Linked DNA regions of Homo sapiens: region 1 is linked to region 2. A link is an interaction called in ENCODE POLR2A ChIA-PET data of the cell type or tissue named here. Cell type or tissue: GM12878. All regions are shown on one strand. Each heading gives the region's core, and the rest is flanking DNA. Links, peaks and the distances in the headings are about the cores only. Region 1 holds the start of FAM90A1 (family with sequence similarity 90 member A1). Region 2 has its middle 31 kb from the start of SLC2A3.

Region 1 (5,362 bases), core at 1-5,000, 320 kb after region 2:
ACGTCAACATTGAGACGGATTGTGAATTCAGAGCTGAATAAGGATTCCAAAGAGGGGACACCGGCATGGGGGCCGTTAAGTGCTGGGAGAGTTCGGATACGATGTTCCCTCCCAAAGCCCATGTGACGGAGGAACTCTAAAAGGCAGGACTCAAGGTCCTAAGGGGCACGATGGTGAACCCGATGTCAACAACACAGCCAAACGTGGCTACACAGGACTCTAAGTAGAAAGGGAGGTTGCCCCCAAGAGTCTCTCAAGGGGCCTATCGGGCCGGGGAGGAGGTCCCAAGCCACGCCCACCTTGGATGGGAAAAGCAACCTGGGTGGTGGTGACAGAACTCTTTGGAATCCAACCCAGTCTCTGAGGACCGTGTGACACCCCGTCCCCCCGCCCCCACCCCCACCCCAATACCCAAGAGATCCAGGGCTAGACTTACCCTGGGATCTTCTTCATCGGGCGGGGGAGCCCTTGGCCCAACTGGGGCCCTCCGCTGCTTCTGGAGGGTCTGGGCTCTCACCAGTCTCTTTGCCCCAGGTTTGGGGTCACGACGTGCCATCATCTTCGTCTCCTGGGGGTTTTATGACCGCCTTTTTCAGGGGTTGATTGTCGGGTCACCTGAAACACACACAAACACACACAAGTCGATGGTTAAGCACATTGGATATTCACACACCCACAGGAAGCCCCCCGCTAATTCCTTGCCGGTGTGGTCATGAGGAGACCTCACCACCAGTCGGTCAAATCTGTGGAACACAATGTGCTGTGTGCATCCTCAGATATTGTGTGTTCCTCTGCCATGATTACCTAGTCCAAGAGTAAACCTCGCCTGCCACAGGGCCCGTGGCCTAGGTATGGGGAGTTGAGCTTTCAACCCCAAACTAACAACTGATTCTGGAGACTGGACTTAGGTCTATCACGATTCACTCCGGTAGAAGACACGATGACTCTATCTCCCTTGACCGACAGAATGATCGAAGCCACAGGGCATGGCGTGTGTCACCCTTTGGCAGGTCTGTTTGAAATCTGGGATAAGGGATGCCTCCTGTCACAACTTGAATCGCTACTCTTGCCGTTTCATTAGGCAACTTCCAAACACAAATTCATAGAGAGAAGTTATCTTCCTCTCTACCACACTAGCAGGTGATGGTCTTTCCTGTTCTATCTTTTTGGCTTTAGCTCCAGCCCCTCTTTATTTATTTTTCTGGTATTTTACGCATGCCACACGAATTCATCTAAACGAACGGTGAACAAGTGCCATATCGTATCAATGTCTTACACGGCTGAAGGGCAAACCACCCTTTTTTCCAAAGTCCTTTTTCCATTTACCCACCAATTCAGCATGCTGCAGTACATTTCTTTTCGCATTCCCACCTTGGTCTTATCCCACACATGGAGACGGAAATGCTTTCTCGTTTTCTGTTCCAAGAATTACTAGTAACGAGAGCACACCCTACCGCATCAGCAAGCCCCAGTGTGATCGCTTTCTTTCGGCCTCCTTTGTCTCTTTTCCCCCCCACCCCTCAGGGATTGCGTGAAACAAACAACTGTTCAGTGAAACTAACCTGAAATTACACGTCTACTTTCTTTCCCCGGCTGGCGCTGAGATGGGCAGGTGCTGGAGCAGCCCCGCTGGAAGCGATGCAGCATCCAGGAAGACGGAGGAAGGGGCAGAGAGGGACCTCTGCTTTCCAGGCTGCCTTTTATACTGCCTCTGGTCACCTGACGTGGAACGTACCCTAACCTAATCAGTTACATGTAGGTTAATTACAATTAACTTAATCCAATTACATGACTCGGAAAGGTCTATCTGCACAGCCCACTCTAAGATCATGTCCACTGCTGACAGACATTCTAAAACCTACGTGTACAGCTGCAAGCTTTGAAGAATAGATGTTCCCCGTCAGATATGTAACACTGGTGCCTGTACCCCTGTCTTCTTTTCCATCTTTTTTGTTTTTGTGTTTTGTTTTGTTTTAAAAAATGTGGTAAAATAGACACCTTTTAATTGGACCATATTTACTCTATCTCGACGTAGGCCTCCGTGTCATCATGGAGATTCTCCTTGACATGCAGTCACGGCCATGATCCATCTTCAGAGCTTCTCTTTCTTCCCCACGGTAGGTCTGTCAGCAGAGAACCCTGACCACACACTCATGTGTTTTCTCCTCCAGAATGCGCTTGGAAACCACCGTGAATTGGAGCGCACTGGGAAACACAGATGAAGAAAGTCAACACCGCTTTGTCCTTCAGTGCCTGGCTCCCTTTTCAGCTGGTCTTGAGACTCCAGGCATTGGAGTCCAGGGAGGGGCACGCCGCCTTTACCTTGTGCTTCCCACGATCTTGTCTCCTTAATCCCCACTGCAGCTCTCTGCCATAGGGTCTTATACTGCTTTACATGTGGGAAACTGAAGCTCAGAGGGTTTCACAGCAGGGCAGGGAGCCCAGATGTGAATCTGTACATACCAAGCTTTCTAATTTTTCAGTAGTTTCCAAGCATCTTTTTTTTTTTCTTGTTTCTTCATTGATGTCTTTTTTTTTTTTTTTTTTTTTTTTTGAGACACAGTCTCTGTCGCCCAGGCTGGGGTGCAGTGGTGTGATCTCAGCTCACTGCAACCTCCGCGTCTCACAGTCAAGCAATTCTCATGCCTCAGCCTCCCGAGTAGCTGGGACTACAGGTGCCCACTACACCCAGCTTATTTTGGTATTTTTAGTAGAAACAGGGTTTCACCATGTTGGCCAGGCTGGTCTTGAACTCCTGACCTCAGGTGATCCACCTGCCTTGGCCTCCCAATATGCTGGAATTATTGATATGAGCCATTGTGCCCGGTCATGTCATTGTTGCCTTAACCAAGCCTCTTTTAATTTTTCAAACGGAAGAGCCCCTGTCCCTCAGTTACTGCTGCTGAGCCCTTTCAAGATGACTCAGTGAGGAGGGGGAAAAGCAGAAGCGGTGTGGGAAGAGGCGGGGTCTGGGCCAGCTGCTGGTCCTGCTCTCCTCCCTCCTTTGGCCTCTAGGCTCCCAGGAGTGGTTTGGAACCTGCGCCGTGTGCTCTGGGGGCTGTGGCAGGGCAGGGGCGGCTTGGAACCTGCGCCATGTGATCTGGGGGCTGTGTCAGGGCAGCGGGAGTCCTCGTGTCCCCTGCGCACAACACAGACAGAAGGCTGGGTCCACCCAGTGGGCGGTCGGGTGCCAGGCCAGTGCTTACCCCGCCATGTTTTCAAGCCCGAGGCCAGCTGGCTGCAGGTGCAGGGCTATGCGTCAGGGGTCAGGGTGCACACATCCCTGCAGGTCTCGGGGCTCCTGGGTTGCTTCTGGAAGGGCCCGGATGGGGCCTGACTGGAGCTGCCGAGGGGTGGAGCTTCTGGGAAAAGGATCCCTCCTAGGGGGAGTGTCTTGGGCCTGGGGCCACGTGGCACGGAGAGAGACGGGTCCATGGCAGTGTCTGCTTTTCTCTGTGAAGGCAAAGGGCCTCTGAGGGAGTATTACAGCCGCCTCATCCACCAGAAGCATTTCCAGCACATCCAGGTCTGCACCCCCTGGCTGGAGGGCCGAGGACTACCCCCGCTTCTAGGTGAGAGGCCAGCAGGAGGCTCAGGGAGGACGCGGGGCCTTAAGCAGGGGGAACAGGGGTGGGCAGGATGTACTTTTTTCAGAAAAGGTGGCTCTGGAGGCCACTTGGGGACAGGACCTGGGCTCTAGCTGAACTCCCGGGAGGAGGCTACTTCCTGGTGTGCCAGCCCCTCCCTGCCAGGTGGCCCCAGAGGCCCTTTACCAAGGGGTTTGAGGAGGCCACGTCCTTTCAGTCTGCCACGCCCTCCATTCAGTCCTCTTCCTTCCTGCAGGAGGGCTGGGCCTGGGGTTGGGGCCACTGTTGCCCAGGTGTGGGAGGGCAGTGGCTTTGGGAGGTACAGGGACGATGTGTCAAACAGCGTCGCCTCTCCCAGTGCGATGGTTCTCCTTTGCCTCCGTCTCTTTCCGCGTTGATTTCTCCAAGTGGGGAGTCGTGGCTTGGTCCTGATGCGTCTCTAGAGCCGCATCTTCCAGCTTCGAGTGAGCAGAGCAGTTGGAGTCTGAGGGCCTTTTCCTGGCAGGATTCTCCAGCTAGTCTTTGTTTTAGACAGTCTTGCTCCGTTGCCTAGGCTGGAGTGCACGATCTCAGTTCATGCAACCTCCGCCTCCTGGGTTCAAGCGATTCACCCACCTCAGCCTCCCAAGTAGATTACAGGATTACAGGAGCCCGCCACAACACCTGGCTTATTTTTGTATTTTTAGCAGAGACAGGGTTTCACCATGTTGGCCAGGCTGGTCTTGAACTCCTGACCTCAAGTGATCCTCTCGCCTTGGCCTCCCTAAGTGCTGAGATTCCAGGCCTGACCCATCATGCCTAGCCCCAGCTAGTCTTTAGAAATGTTAAGCTATTTGGCTTTATTTTCACACTGACAGCTGGTTTGTGGTGGGTGTGATGTGGTTTATTATTATTATTATTATTATTATTATTATTTTGAGACGGAGTTTCGCTCTTGTTATTATTATTATTATTATTATTATTATTATTATTATTATTATTTTGAGACGGAGTTTCGCTCTTGTAGCCCAGGCTGGAGTGCAATGGCGCGATCTTGGCTCACTGCAACCTCTGCCTTCCCGGGTTCAAGCGATTCTCCTGCCTCAGCCTCCTGAGTAGCTGGGATTACAGGCACCTGCCACGAATTAGCTTCGCTAATTTTGTATTTTTTTTTAGTAGAGATGGGGTTTCACCATGTTGGCCGGGCTGGTCTTGAACTCCTGACCTCAGGTGATCCACCCGCCTTGGCCTCCCAAAATGCTGGGATTACAGGCGGGAGGTGAACCTGGGAGGTGAAGGTTGCAGGGAGCTGAGATTGTGCCACTGCACTCCAGCCTGGGTGACAGAGTGACACTCTGTCTCAAAACAAAACAAAACAACAACAACAAAAAACAAATTGTGGCTATGTAGAAAAAGTGTCAACTTACATTTTCAGATGTCCCACCCAGGCCGTGTGGCTGCTTGGCCACCTTAAGCCACTTGTGCTTGGGGTTGTCGGGGACCTTATCCAATTTTCACTCCCCTCGGGGGAAGTTGTCTCACTGTGCTGGGAGGATTTGTGTTCCCAGGGCAGAGACCAGCGCTCTGACCCACCCCTCTTGCCTAGCAGGGTTAGTGGACCTGGGTGTCTCTCTGGACACATCCTCCAGTGGCCTGGACCTGCCCATGAAGGTGGTGGACATGTTCAGGTGCTGTTTGCCTGCGTGTGCCGTGAACTTCAAGTGGTAGGAGCAGAACCCCAATCTTTCTGGGGATAGCTTCACAGATCCACCACTGAGGGGGAAGCAGTGCAGAGT
Region 2 (5,374 bases), core at 101-5,100:
GGCGAAGTTTTCCCCTGTCGCCCAGACGGCTGGAGTGCAGCATGCGATCTCATCTTACCATAACCTTCACATCCCCAGTTCAAGCCAATTCTCCTGCCTCAGCCTCCTGAGTAGCTGGGATTACAGGTGCATGCCACCACGCCTGGCTAATTTTTGTATTTTAAGTAGACACAAGGTTTCACCATGTTGGCCAGGCTGGTCTTGAACTTCTGACCTCAGGTGATCCCTCGGTCTCCCAAAGTGCTGGGATTACAGGCATGAGCCATTGTGCCCCAGTTTTTTTTTTTTTTTTTTTTTAAAGACAAAGTCTTGGCCAGGCAGGGTGGCTCATGCCTGTAATCCCAGCACTTTGGGAGGCCAAGGCTGGTGGATCACCTGAGGTCAGGAGTTTGAGACCAACCTGGCCAACATGGTGAAACCCCGTGTCTACTAAAAGTACAAGAAATTAGCCTGGTGTGGTGGCACGCGCCTGTAATCCCAGCTACTCGGGAGGCTGAGGCAGAAGAATTGCTTGAACCTGGGAGGCGGAGGTTGCAGTGAGCCAAGATTGCACCATTGCACTCCAGTTTGGGCAACAAGAGCAAATTCTGTCTCAAAAAAAAAAAAAAAAAAAGACAAGGTCTGGCTCTGCTGCCCAAACTGGGGTTCAGTGGTGCCATCTCAGCTCATTGCAGCCTCGACTTCCTGGATTCAAGGAATTCTCCTGCCTCAGCCTCCCAAATAGCTCAGACTACAGGCACGAACCACTATGCCCAACAAACTTTTGTATTATTTATTTATTTTTTTTGAGATGTTGCCCAGGCTGGAGTGCAGTGGCACAATCTCCACTCACTGCAACCTCTGCCTCTTGGGTTCAAGCGATTCTCCTGCCTCAGCCTCCCAAGTAGCTAGGATTACAGGTACCACACCTGGCTAATTTTTGTATTTTTAGTAGAGTTGGGGTTTCACCATTTTGGACAGGCTGGTCTTGAACTCCTGACCTCAAGTGATCCGCCCGCCTCAGCCTTCCAAAGGGCTGAGATTACAGGCGTGAGCCACCGTGCTCGGCCTATCATAGATAACTTTCTATACACTAAAATTGGATCTGGCTCATTCATTTTAATTACTATGTAATAATAAATATTACAGATGTATCACGATTTAAGTTGTTTTTATTTTTGTTTTGACTTTTGAGCACTATATATAACTATTAACATTTTTAAAAAATTTTTTTAAAAATTTTTTTGAGACGGAGTCTTGCTCTGTCACCCAGGCTGGAGTGCAGTGGCACGATCTTGGCTCACTGCAACCTCCGCCTCCCAGGTTCAAGTGATTCTCCTGGCTCGGCCTCCCAAGTAGCTGGGATTACAGGCGCCGGCCACCACGCCCGGCTTATTTTTGTATTTTTTAGTAGAGATGGGGTTGCACCACGTTGACCAGGCTGGTCTCGAACTCCTGACCTCAGGTGATCCACCTGCCTCGGCCTCTCAAAGTGCTCAGATTACAGGCATGAGCCACCGCACCCGGCCTGCTATTAACATCTTGACATTAATTTAAATAAATGTTAAGGTGTAGATTTTTTTTTTTTTTGAAACAGAATTTTGCTGTTGTTGCCCAGGCTGGAGTGTAATGGCACGATCTCAGCTCACTGCAACCTCTGCCTCCCGGTTTCAAGTGATTCTCCTGCCTCAGCCTCCCAAGTAGCTGGGATTACAGGCATGCACCATCATGACTGGCTAATTTTGTATTTTTAGTAGAGATGGGGTTTCTCCATGTTGGTCAGGCTGGTCGTGAACTCCTGACGTCAGGTGATCTGCCCGTGTTGGCCTGCCAAAGTGCTGGGATTACTGGCATGAGCCACCACGCCCGGCCGATAGCTTTTTTTTTTTTAGACAGAGTCTCGCTCTGTCGCCCAGGCTGGAGTGCAGTAGTGCCATCTGGGCTCACTGCAACCTGCGCCTCCTGGGTTCAAGCAGTTCTCCTGCCTCAGACTCCCAAGTAGCTGGGATTACAGGCACCTGCCACCATGTCCGGCTAATTTTTTGTATTTTTTAGTAGAGATGGGGTTTCGCCATCTTGGCCAGGCTGGTCTTGAACTCCTGACCTCATGATCCACCCGCCTTGGCCTCCCAAAGTGCTGGGATTATAGAAGTGAGCCACCGCGCCCGGCCGATATGTTTTTAAAAATTAAAAAATGCCATTCTTTATGTTCCTGCTCACTTCATGGCTAAATGAGAACTAATCACTGACTACTATTAGCCAAGTGATTAAAAGTTAAAAAATGTAAGCTCTATGTTGTCTTTATGGTCCAAAAACTTAATGCCTAAGAAGGTGAAAGATCAGCAAATAAACATTAAAGCAAAATTCACTATACATAAGCCACCTTAAGAAGAGGCTTGAAAAGTTGCCAATAAGAACTTGGAGATGTGCCAACCTAATTTAAGGCTTTTCAGCTTATCCTTTCTAGGTCACCGGATCACCAACAATATAAACAAATATAATAATAGGAGATTAAGCAAAAAGGAAATTATAAATTCACAAGTCAGGCTCTCCTTTTTACATCTCTTCCTTTCCCCTAGAAAATTTTGCTTTCTTTGTTCTTTTCCCAAAAGGAGGTGTGTGTTACTTCCAACATTATATTTTAGTAACTTTACCATATTTTAGTTTTTAAAATTCATTTTCTTGATTTTTCAGCTTCCATTTCCATTTCAGTTTGTACCTGAAGGAGAGAAGCATGGATTGAATTTGCCTGGGTTTTCCGAATTTCATAATATAAATTCAAAGCTCAGAAGTGGGAGGAATACAGGCCTTGATTAGTGAATTTCAAGCTCAGTTCTCGGGGTGAAGGACAAGGTTAATTCTACTGTAAATAATCCTACCATTCAGAAAAGCTGGTGTGTCCAAGGAAGAAAAAACAGGCTGTGACTACAAACCTAAAAGTAAAGGCAAACAGCTGCCAGACAGAGGCAGGAAAGTGGGGGAGAGCCCTTGGTAAATATTGCATGCCTCCTGGGGCCCCCATGGGCTTTGACTCAAGGGGGAGATGAAGGGAATTTGTTAAAGAAAGAAGTCACTGGGACAGACAAAAGCTTCCGGCACAGGAAGTTAGTTCGACTAAGGATACCGAAATGTAGGAATTTGAATGGGTTCCTGGGTGTGAGGTTGAAGTGAAACTTGATTGAAAAGAAGCTGCTGGTGGTGAGTCTCTCCTTAAGCTATTCCTGGCTTCTGGGTAGTTGGTATAAACTTTGTGGTCCTCGAATAAAATGTTCTTGAGAATTTTAAAGGGTTAAGCACCTGGGAAATTACTTCAATGCAATGGTAGCACTACCTCCAATGACACTACCAAGCAAACTATTAAGAAACAGAAAAGCTCACAGATCAAATTAAGATACTAGAATCATATTAAATCACTTAAATACATGGCACAAAGCACAGTAAAAAAAGATGGGATACATTAATCCATTTAGGATAAGGTGCATGTGGAGTAGAAAGGGTAGCAGTGTTTACATGTCCTCTGATACACTGGCGTAGTCACAAGAGCTAAGGACAAGAACCAAGGGTGAGAATTTGAGATTCAATTAGGGCCAGGGATCTGCAGAACAGATGTACCTGGAACATGGGTGTCAATGTGCTCTTATCAGAGAGACAAAGGGGTAGGTATTCCTGGCCACAAAAGTAGTTCTCCTTGGCTCATTGAGCAGCACTTTTTTTTTTTTTTTGAGATGGAATCTTGCTCTGTCACCCAGGCTGGAATGCAGTGGTGTGATCTCGGTCCACTGCAACCTCCGCCTTCTGGGTTCAAGTCGTCATTCTCCCTCAGCCTGCTGAGTAGCTGGGACTACAGGTGCATACCACCACACCTGGCTAATTTTTCTATTTTTAGTAGGGACAGGGTTTCACCATATTGGCCATGCTGGTCTCGAACTCCTGACCTCATGATCTGCCTGCCTCAACTTCCCAAAGTGCTGCGTTTATAGGTGTGAGCCACCACGCCCGGCCCCAAATCTCATTTCTTAAGTCTCGTCCTTCCTCAGCCTTTCAGTAATCCTACAGTCATACTTTTGTTTTGAGACAACATTTTGCTATGTTGTTTAGGCTGGAGTGTAGTGGCACGATCATGGCTCACTGCTACCTCAACCTTTTGGGTCTAACAGATCCTCCCACATCAGCCTCCCTAGTAGCTGGGATCACAGGCTAATTTTTTTTTTTTTTTCTATTTTTTGTAGAGACAGGCTCTCACTATGTTGCCTAGGTTGGTCTCCAACTCCTGGACTCAAGGGATCCTCCCATCTTGGCCTGCAAAAGTGCTGGAATTGCAGGTGTGAGCCCCACCAGGCCTGCAATCATACTTAGCCCTCAAGCTGTGTAAGGCTCTGTAGGTTCTTTCAGTGCAGTCCACACAACTATCACACACAGTTCCTGGTCAATTCTTATCTCATTATGTCAATAAAAGTGACTCCTTTTATTTACTCAGAGTTGCTGCCCTCTATCGGTGCGGGGGGCGGGAAAGACCATGTTTTAAGTATCTGCCACATCAGTCTTTTCTTTTTTTTTTTTTTTTTTTGAGTTGGAGTCTCCCTCTGTCTCCCAATCTAGAGTGCAGTGGCAGGATCTCAGCTCACTGCAACCTCCACCTCCCGGGTTCAAGCAGTTGTCTTGCATCAGTCTCCTGAGTAGCTGGGATTACAGGTGCACACCCACCATGCCCAGCTAATTTTTGTATTTTTAGTTGAAGTGGGGTTTCACTATGTTGGTCAGGCTGGTCTCAGACTCCTGACCTTGTGATCCGCCTGCCTCGGCCTCCCCAAGTGCTGGGATTACAGGCGTGAGCCACCACTCCTGGCCACATCAGTCTTTGTCAGGATAAGAGAGATGATCATTATTCTTAACTCTTAGCGATGTATTTTTATTATGCCTTTTTTAAAAAACATGTTTTTTCCTTTTTTTTCCTTACAGTTCTATAGGTCAGAATACTCTGCCTCTTTTTATTTTTTTTTGAGATGGAGTCTTGCTCTGTCTCCCAGGCTGGAGTGCAGTGGCATGATCTTGGCTCACTGCAACCTTTGCCTCCCGGATTCAAGCGATTCTTCTTCCTCAGCTTTCCGAGTAGCTGGAATTACATGTGCCTGCCACCACGCCCAGCTAATTGTTGTATCTTTAGTAGAGACGGGGTTTCGCCATGTTGGCCAGGCTGCTCTCCAACTCCTGACCTCAGGTGATCCGCCTGCCTCGGCGTCCCAAAGTGCTGGGATTACAGGCGTGAGCCACCTCAGCAGTCCTACTCTGCCTCTTACGTCACTTACATCTTCCAAAAGAAGAGTGAAAAACAGGCCGGGCGCAATGGCTTACACCTGTAATCCCAGCTCTTTGGGAGGCCAAGGCAGGCGGATCA

The links. ChIA-PET counts read pairs that join two places held together with the same protein. Peaks named below come from ENCODE experiments on the same cell type or tissue, not always from the same donor. Only the 100,000 strongest peaks of a DNase experiment are listed, where the experiment ranks them.
Region 1: POLR2A ChIA-PET joins it to region 2 with 11 read pairs; 2 of 35 experiments call an interaction of 5 or more read pairs at or near these places.

Annotation. Positions count from the first base shown.
Region 1 is chr12:8,224,274-8,229,635 of GRCh38, forward strand. FAM90A1 (family with sequence similarity 90 member A1) reads right to left here and starts at 3,345. Exons shown (of 7, transcript NM_018088.3): 1 at 3,207-3,345; 2 at 1,999-2,205; 3 at 1,563-1,719; 4 at 437-615. The coding sequence starts at 559. It also overlaps the pseudogene ALG1L10P. RefSeq lists enhancers at 1-187, 2,907-2,956. In GM12878, for the core only: no CTCF peak of the experiment used is centred there; no DNase peak of the experiment used is centred there; H3K4me3 peaks cover 1,937 bases; H3K27ac peaks cover 1,763 bases.
Region 2 is chr12:7,902,841-7,908,214 of GRCh38, forward strand. No RefSeq gene overlaps it. Among named protein-coding and RNA genes, the nearest start is that of SLC2A3, 31 kb to the right of the region's middle. RefSeq lists enhancers at 2,493-3,022, 5,147-5,374. In GM12878, for the core only: a CTCF peak has its summit at 4,473 (motif pointing left); no DNase peak of the experiment used is centred there.